2 separate regions of the Homo sapiens genome follow, and region 1 is linked to region 2. Evidence: chromatin contacts called from ENCODE Hi-C or POLR2A ChIA-PET data. All regions are on one chromosome and are shown on one strand. Each heading gives the region's core, a stretch centred on a gene start or an enhancer-like site at or near the end of the contact. The rest is flanking DNA. Distances are from core to core; before and after follow the strand shown. Region 1 has its middle 39 kb from the start of CEP78. Region 2 overlaps LOC105376095 (a long non-coding RNA gene).

Region 1 (6,232 bases), core at 1,562-4,061, 1.6 Mb after region 2:
TCGTAGGAAAGACTCTGCATAGAGAGAAAGGTTGATGCTACATGGATAGAGGAGGAGCTATGGCTGGAGGCAAAGTATTCATGATATTATGATGGTACTATAGCCCAGGAACAAGGAATACCCATGTCATAGCTTGATATTCATCACTCTTCCCTACAGAATTCCCAATGGAGGTGTATTAGTCTGTTTTCACACTACCGATAAAAGCATACCTGAGACTGGGTAATTTATAAACAAAAAGAGGTTTAATGGACTCACAGCTCTATGCGGCTGGGGAGGCCTCTCAATCATGGCAGAAGGCAAAAGGTACATCTTACAGGGCAGAAGGCAAGAGAGAATAAGAACCAAGCAAAAGGGGTTTCCTCTTATAAAACCATCAGATCTCGTGAGACTTACTACCACAAGAACAGTATGGGGGAAACCACAACCATGATTCAATTATCTCCCACCCAGTCCCTCCCAGGACACATGGGAATTATGGGAGGTACAATTCAATATGAGATTTGGGATATCATAACAAGAGGGAACCAAATATGAAGAATAACCAGCAAAAGGGAAACCTATTATTCCTTCTTAAATCATTACACAGAATAGACAATGCAAGGCTTTCCCAAAACCTATGTTCAAAATCATGGCTAAGACCTGGAAACCTAAGTGAGACTTCCTGCTTCCTCACATGTAAGCAACACACTCAAGTGTATTTGCAAAGGAAGTATGGCCCATACCCCGGTTCACTTACATACATATTCTCATGGCATAGAAAAAAGCGAAGAGCAGTGTTTCACAATTGGCACTAATGACATTTTGGAGCAGATAATTCTTTGTTGGGGTAGGTGGGGAAGTACTGACCTGTTCTGTGTAGGATTTTCAGCAGCATACCTAGCTTCTACCCACTAAATGACAGTAGCACACCCACCTCTCCCAGTTGTGATAACCTAAAATATCTCTAGACGTTGACAAATGTCCCCTGGGGGCCAAAATCCCCCCGCGAAACTAGAGGAGAACAGAATGGTTGGCGGGTCTCTGGGAAGTAGATTCCACTTTGTTCTGAGGCAGGAAAGCAAGAGAATAGTTCCTTTGTGGGTGCATAGTTTTAGAATGCAGTACTTCTACCCACAAGTAAAAAGACCCTTGATGATGGCCGGGCACAGTGGCTCATGCTTATAATCCCAGCACTTTGGGAGGGCCATGGCGGGCAGATGACTTGAGGTCAGGAGTTCGAGACCAGCCTTGCCAATATGGCGAAACCCTGTGTCTACTAAAAATATAAAAATTAGCTGGCATGATGGTGCACGCCTATAATCCCAGCTACTTGGGAGGCTGAGGCAGGAGAATCGGGAGAATTGTTTGAACCTGGGAGGTGGAGGTTGCAGTGAGCCAAGATTGCAGCACTGCACTCCAGCCTCCAGCCTGGGTGACAGAGCAAGACTCCATCTCAAAAACAAAACAAAACAAAACAAAACAAAACAAAACAAAACAAAACACCACTTGATGAAAGCCCAGGGGGTCTTACCATGTTGACTAAAATCTCTATTCTTGGCTAGGCACGGTGGCTCATGCCTATAGTCCTAGCTACCCAGTAGGCTGAGGTGGGAGGATCCCTTGAGCCTAGGAGGTTGAGCCTGCAGTGAGCTCTTATGGTGTCACTGCACTCCAGCCTGGGTGACAGAGCAAGACCCTGTCTCTCTCTCTCTCTCTAAAAAAAATAAAAATAAAAAAATTTGAAGAAGAAGACCATGAAAAAACCCCTCCCTTTATCCTTCTGAGGGAACAGGTGGGCAGAGATAGCTAAAGAGTCCCCTCCACGTTCATCTTCATTTCCTATTGCCTCTCATCCCCCAGGGATGGCAAACAGATTAAGGTCCATGGACAGTGGGATATCCTCCACTCATACAGGGATAGGGTGAGGGTTCCTGGGACACTAAAATTAAGAAAGTCCCAGGCGGCTGGGCGTGGTGGCTCATGCCTGTAATCCCAGCACTTTGAGAAACCGAGGTGGGTGGATCACGAGGTCAGGAGTTTAAGACCAGCCTGGCCAACATGGTGAAACCCCATCTCTACTAAAAAAGTACAAAAATTAGCTGGGCGTGGTGCCGCATGCCTGTAATCCCAGCTACTTGGGAGTTTGAGGTAGGAGAATCTCTTGAACCCAGGAGACGGAGGTTGCAGTGAGCCAAGACCGCGTCACTGTACTCCAGCCTGGAGACAGAGCGAGACTCCATCTCAAAAAAAAAAAAAAAAAAAAAAAGGAAAAAGTCCCAGGCAAACAGGATCAGTTGGTCAGAGCCCTACAGTATTGTAAAGTAGCTTGGTTCCACCAGACTTGGAGAAATTTCCCCAATATTATACCTGGCTTCTACCCACTAGATGACATTATATTATGTCGTCTCTTATCCCTTAGAACCCTCCTAGAATCTGTTTAACTATTGCCCCCAGAAGTCCCTGAAGTGAGTCACAACAGTATATTAAGTTAACTTAAAGGTTGCAGATTATTTAAGGGAAAAAATTCACTCCTATTCTATTTTCTATTTCCTGTGCACAATCATGATGTTCAGACTGGCTCACTGGAGTTTATTCCACAAGCCTAAGTAATGCAATAAAGAATGCCCCAAACTTGAAACAATATGAACATTCTCCCATTTAATTCACTAGAGAGAAATTAAAGCTGAGAAACAGAATCTATCTCCTTTGGTTGAAATTAAAATCTAAAAGAAATTATGGTCTCTTATTCTCACCATCCTCACTTCTTATTTTCTTTGCTCTCAGCTGGAGTTGCTAAACTCAGATGGAGTTTCAATTCCTTTTTCAGAAGCTGTGGCCTGGAACATCTTCCGCTGGGATGGGTGGAGCTCCCTCAAACACCTCTAAAACAGGACTAATCCAAACCCATTTGTCTCACCACTCTGGTTTTCTGACACTCATAAGGATCAGCAGAACATGCAAGAACATCAGTGGGTTAGCCTATGCCCACAAAATAAAGCAAATAAGGAGTCATGACAGCAGTTTGCTTCCAAGCAAAGTTATTCCTCTAGATTTCAGCAGATGGTATAATCGAGACCGCCTTGCTGTTGGCAGTCAAAGAACATAGCAGACACTCAATGTTTTCTTGGGAAAGGTGGGTAGACAAAGAAAACAAGAGAGAGAAAATAGAAGACATGTTTCAGATTCTGCCTGTCTTGACTGTATGACGAACACCTGTTTCATGAGATGATCACATTCCATTTTGGGGTTTGAAGCAAACCTGCATCCTGGAGGCACAGTGTTTGGGCACAAGCTTTTAAATTTCCTCTTCAGCTCTTGAATTTTTAAGAATGACACTGAGTTTTTTCCTCTACATCAACCTGACTAATATATGGGTTTCCAATTCTCTTTACATATTCATTATTTAAAACAAGATCACCCTTATGCCAACCCCTAGCTCCAGCCCACCACAATTGATCCCACAGACTGGACTCACATCTAAGATTTGAGCTTATGAAATGAACAAGTTAGAACCGGCACGAGACCATATGCTGGTGGAGACCATGATGGGGAGGGGCCAGGTGGTAAATTTCAGGACCTAGGGACAAGCCACTTGAATCCAAAGCTGAATTCCACAGTGATTTTCTTTTCCTTGACTTCTCTTCAAAACAGCAAAAAGAGAAACTAGATTTGGAACTAACATTCTAGTGTACTGAGAATTTAAATTCCAAATATTTTACACATTAGTGTTCTCAAGTTCTTAGGAATGAAATGACTTTTACAGATTAAAATACTGGCCCACCATCCTGCCTGAGAAATACAATAAAGGGGAAAAAAAGCTCTGGTGAAAAATTCTTTAAAAATTACTCCTCTTGCCAGACCTAAAACATTTATATATGGAAGTTCCGTTTTGAGATGAGCATTTTCTGGCTCCAAAGTCTCTCTTTTCCTAAAAACTAATATTAATTTGAGTTACAGTATCAGCTGTCACAGGTGCACCAAGGACCTCATTCTTCCCTATGTGATACTTTGCCCCCAATACTCATTCTTATGTAGATATCCACATGACCCTCACTGGTAGTCAATATGTATGGGCTTTGGGAAGGAGGGATTTTGTATGCTGTAATGATGGCATTACTGCCAAGAATCAAAGGGTCCTTTCTGGATGCTCACTTCTCCCCCTTGTGGGACTTCAGACCAAATATATGCAAGAAGCAATAACCAAATAGAAAACAAAATAATTTTCTATTATTGTTTTGTTGTCCAGGCCTGGAGTGCTTGACGTCAATATAAATAGAAGCAAGAATCATATACAACCATAAACCTATACTTGTGTATTGTGCAGGCCTGAAGATATGCCACCATACTTCAAAAACCCTCAGGGATTTCTGGAAGATCCAAGAGGGAAAAGATTGATGACAAAACCCATGAGAGCTGAGCAACTCTCAACTTCCTATGAGAAAAAAAGTGAATACTACAACAAGAGCCTTGGAATATTCCCAAACTCAGAAATAGTTGTAGTTAAGAGAAAGAGTTACTCATGAGAAAACTGATTGCATGAAAGAGGCTCTAAACTCAACAAATACAACTAATCTTCATGGACGTAGAGTCAATACGGAGAATAGATGAAAAATATAGACAGTAACTTTAGATGAACTTGGCAAGACATGCTATCAAGGAAAAGAAGGCTATTGTGAAAAATAAGCACTCAGGAATTTTGTAAATTAAAGACATAATTGCTGAAACACAAAATTATACTCGATGAAGGGCTGAGTAGCAGGAAGGACACTGCTGAAGACAGAATTAGTAAAGTGGAATGTCAATCTACCTTATTTGTGCAGAATGTGTAAAAGATAAAAAATGAAAGATGTTAGAGAAAAGATAAGAGACTCAGAGGATAGATCCCTGGTGCTCTAATGTCTCAGCTTTAGGAGTAGAATGAAAGAAAGAAAGAATCAAAGAATAGAAAAATCTTCCTGCCTTGGGAAAAGCCTTGAACATTCAGATTAGAAGGTTTGTCTACTAAATGGTAAGCCAGAAAAATAATTAAAAATACCTATAAAAATAGTGAAAACACCTACAAATGCCTAGTAAAATTTTAAGTACAAAATGAATATCCTATGTTACTCAGAGAGAATAAAAAAGTACAAAGGAGATAGAATCAAATTGATCTGTAACTCATTTAAAGTACAGTATGCAAGAGGGAGAAGGAATATGTCCTCAAATTTCTGTGGGAATTCTGGTCCACAGTTCTTCTTTAATCTAAAGCAGTATTTACGGATGATTGAGGAAGAAACATTTTCCATAAAATTTATCATCCGTAATTATTTTATAAAAAATTAAGAAAGAATGTGCTCCAGGAAGAATAAAGAGAGGTAACACATGGAAGAAAAGAAGCAGTAGTGAGCAAAAATATATCACTGTATCTAAAAAATTGGGGCTTCTTTCTTTTTTTTTTTTTGAGATGGAGTTTCACTCTTGTTGCCCAGCCTGTTGTACAGTGGCACCATCTCGGCTCACTGCAACCTCCGCCCCCCAAGTTCAAGCGATTCTCCTGTCTCAGTCTCCCAAGTAGCTGGGATTACAGGAGTGCACCACCATGCCTGGCAAATTTTGTATTTGTAGTAGAGATAGGGTTTCACCCCATGTTGGCCAGGCCGGTCTCAAACTCCTGACCTTAGGTACTCTGCCCGCCTTGGCCTCCTAAATTGCTGAGATTACAAGCATGAGTCACCATGCCCAGTCTTCTTTCTTTCGAGATGGAGTCTTGCTTTGTTGCCTAGGCCTGGAGTGCTTAATGTCAATATAAATAGAAGTATAATATAAAGAAAATTTGATAACTAAACTTAAATTTCTACATCTTTTCAGAAAAACATGGATGGTCTTGGAAGCAGTGCTTGGGTAGGGTTGTACTGGGAAGATTAGAGAGAGGTTATGGATCCTGAAGATTTTTCATGCTGATAGAAGAATGTAATTTAACATTTTTATTAAAGATTAATTGTTTAGGAACTTTTTAAGAAAAATTTTGAATTCTGACACATATCTGTCCAAAAAGTTTTCAGATAAGAGATTTTGGACCTACAAGTAATTTTTAAGGTATGGCAACAGTTTTTCTGTCATGGTATATAAGTGCTGTGTTCTGGATAACATTAAAAATTACTTCAAGATAGTGTTCTGCAACTGAGTCATAAAAAGATACTCTTCCCTGCCCCATAAAAGCTATCTTTGTTAAAAGACTACTAGATCAGTGTTTCCCAAAGGGTGGTCTGAG
Region 2 (6,651 bases), core at 3,013-5,512:
ACCCCATGGGGGAATCACTTGGGAATTTTTCTCTGATCTTACAATGTAGCGGCACTCCTGGAGTTAAAACTCAAGAAAGTGTGGGGTTTGCCCTACAACAGCCCTCTCCCTGAATTTTTAATTCTCTCAGCCTTGTCCACGCTGAGCCTCCAGCCATTCGTTAGTGGCAGTTCAGGTTTTCCAGATAGGATGCTCGTTCCTTTGGAAGTTACTGCTCCTGGGCTTCTGCTCTGGTAAGTTGTGATTCTCTCTATCTGCATGTCAGTCTCTTCAGTTTGGGGGACAGCTGTTTGCTCTATGGCCTCAGTTCTCTGATGGATATAAGAAGAATTGTTAGTTTTCAGCTTGCTGGGTGGACAGAAGAGACAACTTCCAAGCTTCCTACGCACCTGACTGGAAACCAGAAGTCTCCCCCATCATTTAATTTAACTTTTCCAAATTGAAGTTTAGAGATATTCAGTCTCGCCTGGGTGTTGTGGCTCACATTTGTAATCCCAGCACTGTGGGAGGCTGAGGCAGGAGGATCGCTTGAGGCCAGGAGTTCGAGATCAGCCTGGGCAACATAGCAAGACCCCATCTCAAAAAAAAAATGTAAGAAAGAGATATTCAGTCACTCACACAGGAGGCAAAAAGCCAGAACTGGAGACCTTGGCTGATGTGACACCTAAGCTGTTGATCTTTTTCATGAAGGTGAGGCGAACACCTCAGAGACTGGCCTGGAGCCCTTTAGGAAGTTATTGCTGGGTACCATGCCTTTGCTTATCTCCATGGTCATAATGGGACCAGATTCCCGTACTCACTGGAGCAAATACAAGGCCTGTCCCAAATAGAGATGGGGAAGTGTCCCAGAGAGGTGCTTTAGCACTGTGCTTCCCTACCTTTCCCCGAAGCTTGTCCATATGGCCAAACAGGAGGACTCATAAAAGTTGAAAAACTCATTGGCTGAATAATGGTGGGAAAATGAGTATATTTTTGTCCAGAAAACATTCTCAAATGTGTGGGTCCCACACTCAGGGTGACAGTGTGGTATGACCCCAGACTCTGCCATTCATCTTGTACAAAGTTGTGTCTCAGCAGGTGTCATTGACATTGAACACAACAGCAACAGCATTCTCTGGGATTGTACAGCACGAAGCCTGACACCCTATACTTAATGTCAGGGAAACACTGTGCATGAATGAGCTGACAATTTGGGGATGGCAATTGGCCCAGTGTCTCTCCAGAGCCCAGCTTCACCAACCACAGATTATTTTCTGGCATCAGATGCTGTATAAGGGGCCCATATTCCTGGGGGAGCCTTCATGACAGGCTTAATTCTGAGAACTGCATCAGAATCTCCAGGTTTAGGGCAGGGTCCCATGACAGCAGGAGCTCTAGCCTTTTTTTTTCCATTATATAATTATTATTATTATTGAGACAGGGTCTCACTCTGTTGCCCAGGCTGGAGTGCAGTGGCATGATCTTGGCTCACTGCAACCTCTGCCTCCAGGGTTCAGGTGTTCCTTCCACCTCAAACTCCTGAGTAGCTGGGACTACAGGCACACACCATCACAACTGGCTAACTTTTGTATTTTATGTACAGATGAGGTTTCACCATGTTGCCCAGGCCTGAGCTCAAGTGATCCATCTGCCTTAGCCTCCCAAAGTGCCAGGATTACAGGCTTGAGCCACTGCGCCTGACCAGGAGAGAGTTCTAGCCTTTTGAACACTTTCATCTAGAAATTCCAGTATCCCTGGAAGCCTAAGCTGAAATTAGCTTGTTATTTTCTTGGGGCCACACTTACAGGTTTGAGTTTCTTTTGGGAGGCCAAGGGGCAGTTTAAGGACTTGTGGCAGCTGCATCCCCATCTCTCCTCTGAGCACTGGGCTCTGCTCCTTTATTCTGTAGGAGGGATTGGGATGGTGCTGATTATCAGGTGCTCAGGGGCATGGCCATGCTTCACCATGGCAGAGTTTGAACTGTGACAGGAGGTGGTAATTTCCCTCTGCAGGGATTTCTGTTCTATCCACTTACATGGCTTCAGGTAATGTTCATTTGTCACAGGATAATTTACCAAGCTATTTAGTGCTGTTTTCTACTCCCTGCCAAAAAAGATTTCAAAAGGAGGAAAAGGTAATTTTATCCTCGTTTCCAGGAAATTCTGGGCTGCCAATCTTAGAGGCCATGTATTAGTTATCTGTTGCTGCATAACAAATTATTCCAAATCTTAGTGGCTTAAAACAAGAAATACTTATTATCTCACAGTTTCTGTGAGTCAGGCATCAGCTGCTTAGTTGGCTCAGGGTCTCTTGTAAGCCTGGACTCAAGTTTGGCTATGGTTCCAGTCATCACAAGGAATATCTTGAGGAGGATCCATCTGCTTCCAAACTCACTCACATGGCTTTTGGCAAGCCTCAGGTACTCTCTGGCTGTTGTCCTAAATATCAGTTCCTTGCCACATGGGATTCTTTGTTGGGCAGCTCACAATTATGGCAGCTGGCTTCCCTCAGAGCAGTGAGGGAGGAAAAGAGAGAGGGGAAACAAGATTGAAGTCACTGTAGTTTTATAAGCTAATTTTGAGAGTGACATTTCATCACTTTTGCTGTGTTCTGTTGGTTAGAAGTGAGTCACTAGGTCCAACCCACACTCAAAGAAGGGGATTACACAAAGGCATGAATACCAGGAGGTGGAGCTCACTGAGGGTCCTCTTGAAGGTTGCTATTCTGGGTTATTAATTTTTTTTTTTAATGTGTGGTTCCCAGCCCCAAACAAAGTTGCAAGACATCTGTTATAAAGCTCTATCTAGGCCCCTGTGAGGAAGGTGAATTCGGCAGGGTGTTTCTTGGAAGGTATGGGGTCTGGAGATTGAGTTGAAAGACAAGGAGTTGCCCAAGGTTAGCAATGAGGCAAGGACTTGAGGAGCTGTGGAAGGAAAGTCCACAAGCATCAATTTCCTATCAGGAAGTATCCTATGTGGCAGCAGGAACTTTTGATGACGTAAACACGTTTGCTGGGGGCAATGAACATCAAACACCATGGTCTCAGTAACTACATAGAACTTACCAGATACCCTAAAGGTCAAAAAGCCTGCAGAGCCACCTGCCTTTGAATGGACCACAGGGTCTTGGACAATGAACATCCCCATAGCAAACATGTGCCAAAGATCAAACAACATTTTCTAGGCAATTTGTGACAGATTTCACCACTAAAGAGTAAAAGAGCCCACATAGTGACTGATATTGGGAGTCTTCTCATCCTAGTAAATGGGGATATCTTAGTCTTTTTGTGCTGCTAGAAAAAAATTACTACAGTGGATAATTTACAAAGAATAGAAATTTATTTCTCATAGTTTGAGAGGCTGGAAAGTCCAAGATTAAGGTACTGACATTCAGTGACTGGTGAGGGCCTTCTTGTTGTGTCCTCACATGGCACAAGGCAGAAGAGCAAAATAGCCCAGCTAGCTTTCTCCAGCACTTTATTTATTTATTTATTGTTTTTAGAGAGGGTCTCACTCTGTTGCCCAGGCTGGACTGCAGTGGCACGATCACAACTCACTGCAGCCTCAACCTCCCAGGCTCAAGCAATCCTCCCATCTTAGCCTCCTGAGTTGCTGGGACTGCAGGCATGAGCCACTACATCTGGCTAGTTTATAAAATTTATAAAATTTTTTATAGAGACAACATCTCCCTATTTTGTCCAGGCTGGTCTCAAACCCCTGGCCTCAAGCACTTTTCCTGCTTTGACCTCCCAAAATGCTGGGATTACAGGCATGAGCCACCGTGTTTGGCCCCTCCAGCACTTAAAAAAAAAAATTAAAAAGAGACAGGGTCCCTCTGTGTTGCCCAGGCTGGTCTTGGACTCCTGGGCTCAAGTATTCCTCCTGCCTTGGTCTCCCAAAGCGCTGTGCTGGGATTACAGGCATAAGCCATCGCACCCGGCCCCCTTTAGCATTTTTATAAGAGTTTAACCACAGCCATGAGGATGGAGTCCTAATGATTTAATCATCCCTAAAAGACTCACTCTTAATACCATCACACTGGGTCTTAGGTTCTAACACATGAATTCTAGGGGAACACCAACATGCAGACCATAGCAGGAGGTTAGAACCAGATATAATCTAATTTAGAAAAATTAAGCATCACATAGACATCTCTTTTATCATGGTATTATGAAGGTATATTATACTTATATTTATCACTTACTTCATCTTTATCACTCTTTGTAGTAGGTATCGCTTATTCTTTTTACAGAAAGAGGAACTGCAACCCAGAGAAGTGAATATATGTTTAATGAGCTAACACAGAAGAAGAAACCAGGGCTGGAGAACCCCCTGTATTGTGAGGGGTCATTTGGAATCACCTTACCTGGCTTAAACTAGCAAACGAGAAGGAAGGAAATATATTGACTAATATAATAGACAAGTCTGGAGTTAAGACTGCAATCAGGCTGCACCGTTGATTCAGGGGCTCAGTTAAAGCCTTCAGGATGCTGTTTCCCCCCCGTTCATCTCTATTGTATGCTTCCTCATTTTCAGGCTTCTTGTGGTAGCAGGATGCATCCCAGCAAGTTCAGACCTAAAACTTTCCAGATTCAAGTGCCCCTAAAGATGTGGTGGCTCTCACAAAAGTCCCTGCCAAATCGTATTGTGTCTTTCAGGTCACATATCCATCTCTGAGTCTGTCACTGGGAGAATGGGATGCTTTTTTGGACCAGGCCTGACTTACATACCCATCTGGGACAATAGGACTTTCTATGGGGACAACTTCATCTGTACATGGACAGAGACTGAAGAATGGAGGTAATCTCTCCAGGATTGAGTATTGTTGAGTAGAGGTATAGTTGATTTCCACTGGTAGAAATGATAACTCCAAAGATGACATTTTATTGCTCGATTGGATAGTACTCAAATTTTCATCTATTAGGTAATTCATTTGAACATTCCTGATGTTACGTCTCCTGTTTTCTGTTCTTTTGACCAGTCTTAACATCTTATTTAACATAATTAATTAATGAGTTAAACAAATCTTTAACATCTGTTCACTTTGTGTGAAAGTCATGTTTTTAACTTTCTTTTTTCTGAGACAAGGTCTCACTTTGTTGCTCAGGCTACGGTGAAGTGGCATGATCACAGCTCACTGCAACCCTGACCTCCTGCGCCTCAAGCGATCCTCCTGCCTCAGCCTCCCAAGTAGCTAGAATTACAGGGGGCTCCACCATGCCTGGCTAAGTTTTTAACTTTTTGAAAATTGTATTTCAACAATTGAGAGGAAGCTATCTTCCTCTCAGTATCTTCAGGGATATCATAGCTTTAAATTTAGCTAACATTTTAAACAACTTGCCATCCAGGTTAGCCAGACTTCTTGAAAGTGGTTCCTCCAGCCCCCAGCCAAGCTGCCCTGGCAGATGCTATCTGGAATTGAGATGAGCTGTTCCTTCTGATTCCTGCCCAAATTGTAGATTAGTGAGCAAAATAAATGAATGGTACTGTTTTAAGCCACTCAGTTTTGGGGTTATTTGTAACACAACAATAAATGAATGATACAAGGAGACTTTCCTTTACATACATCTTTGTCTGAAATTTTTACAACAAACCCTTGTTACATTTAAAATTTTGCTGTTGTTGTTATTTTTTCTGAGACAGAGTTTTGCTCTTTTGTTGCCTAGGCTGGAGTGCAGTGGTGCAATCATGGCTCACTACAACCCCGACCTCCTGGGCTCAAGCCATCCTCCTGCCTCAGCCTCTCAAGTAGCTGGGACTACAGGTGCGTGCCACCATGCCTAGCTAATTTTTAAATTTTTTTGTAGAGACAAGGTCTCACCATCTTGCCCAGGCTGGTCTTGAACTCCTGAGCTCAAGTGTTCCTCCTGCATCAGCCACCCAAAATGTTGGAATTACAGGTGTGAACCACCGTGCCTGGCCTACAATTTTTGAATACATATTTTGAGGAAAAATTAAAATTAGAAACGTAGCAAGAGTTTCTTTACGTACTTCCTTTACTTATATCCTAAGTGATATTCAATTTCAAAGTCATTCTAGTTGTCAAAAGATATTTCTTCAGCAAATACTGCTATGACAGTTACTCTTGATTTCTTAGATCATTTTTCACTGAAGAGAACAGAAAAGGTAAGGGAGGATGAAAGCTGTACCTGGACTATAAGGAAAGTAAATATTATCGAGGGCTGAATTTATTGTTCATTTTCTTTCCTGCTTGATCAATGCTCCTTTCCTGGTATCATGTTCTCCAAACTTCAGGTGAATGGATCAACCTTTTCCCTATTCTCGGTTTGGAGAAAGTGTTTTCCTGGGTTATATTTTTCATTTATAAGATATCCCCACCTATTGAAGGTGGGGGATTGGGATGAGGCTATTTTTGCTTCAGAACTCATTGGCCATTCCATTGTTCCTCAAGAGTGGCTCCACCATGCAAAGTGAGGGCTGGCTGGTTCTGGAGCTGGTTTTTCTCGGGCCCTACCGTGCCCTCTACACCTCACCTGTGTGCCCCGCTGAGAGCCTGCTTAGGCTTCAAGGCCAACTCAGATGCCCTAACTGGAAATCTCTTGATCTTGCCTGGTATTTAATTCCACTTCTTTTTGAAAACTAATTTTCCTTTGCAGAAACACCACTCCCCTACCTCAGTCACTATGGCTTGGTTGGGGCTGATTCCCTTCTC

Evidence for each region. Hi-C counts contacts between places; a loop is a spot of excess contacts on that map. ChIA-PET counts read pairs that join two places held with the same protein, here RNA polymerase II (POLR2A).
Region 1: a map with no recorded cell type shows a loop between it and region 2 (10-fold over the local background). The contact joins two enhancer-like sites. A Hi-C loop is called at or near these places in 1 of 37 single-sample maps with no recorded cell type. POLR2A ChIA-PET finds 5 or more read pairs at or near these places in 1 of 52 experiments (WTC11).

What each region holds. Positions count from the first base shown.
Region 1 is chr9:78,193,625-78,199,856 of GRCh38, forward strand. No RefSeq gene overlaps it. Among named protein-coding and RNA genes, the nearest start is that of CEP78, 39 kb to the right of the region's middle. Within about 2 kb of position 2,812, at least 2 of the 41 ENCODE cell types and tissues checked have a DNase peak (open chromatin) inside an H3K27ac peak, as active enhancers do.
Region 2 is chr9:76,601,214-76,607,864 of GRCh38, forward strand. LOC105376095 (a long non-coding RNA gene) reads left to right here. Exons shown (of 12, transcript XR_007061586.1): 2 at 4,637-4,778; 3 at 5,645-5,742. Among named protein-coding and RNA genes, the nearest start is that of GCNT1, 150 kb to the left of the region's middle. Within about 2 kb of position 4,263, at least 2 of the 41 ENCODE cell types and tissues checked have a DNase peak (open chromatin) inside an H3K27ac peak, as active enhancers do.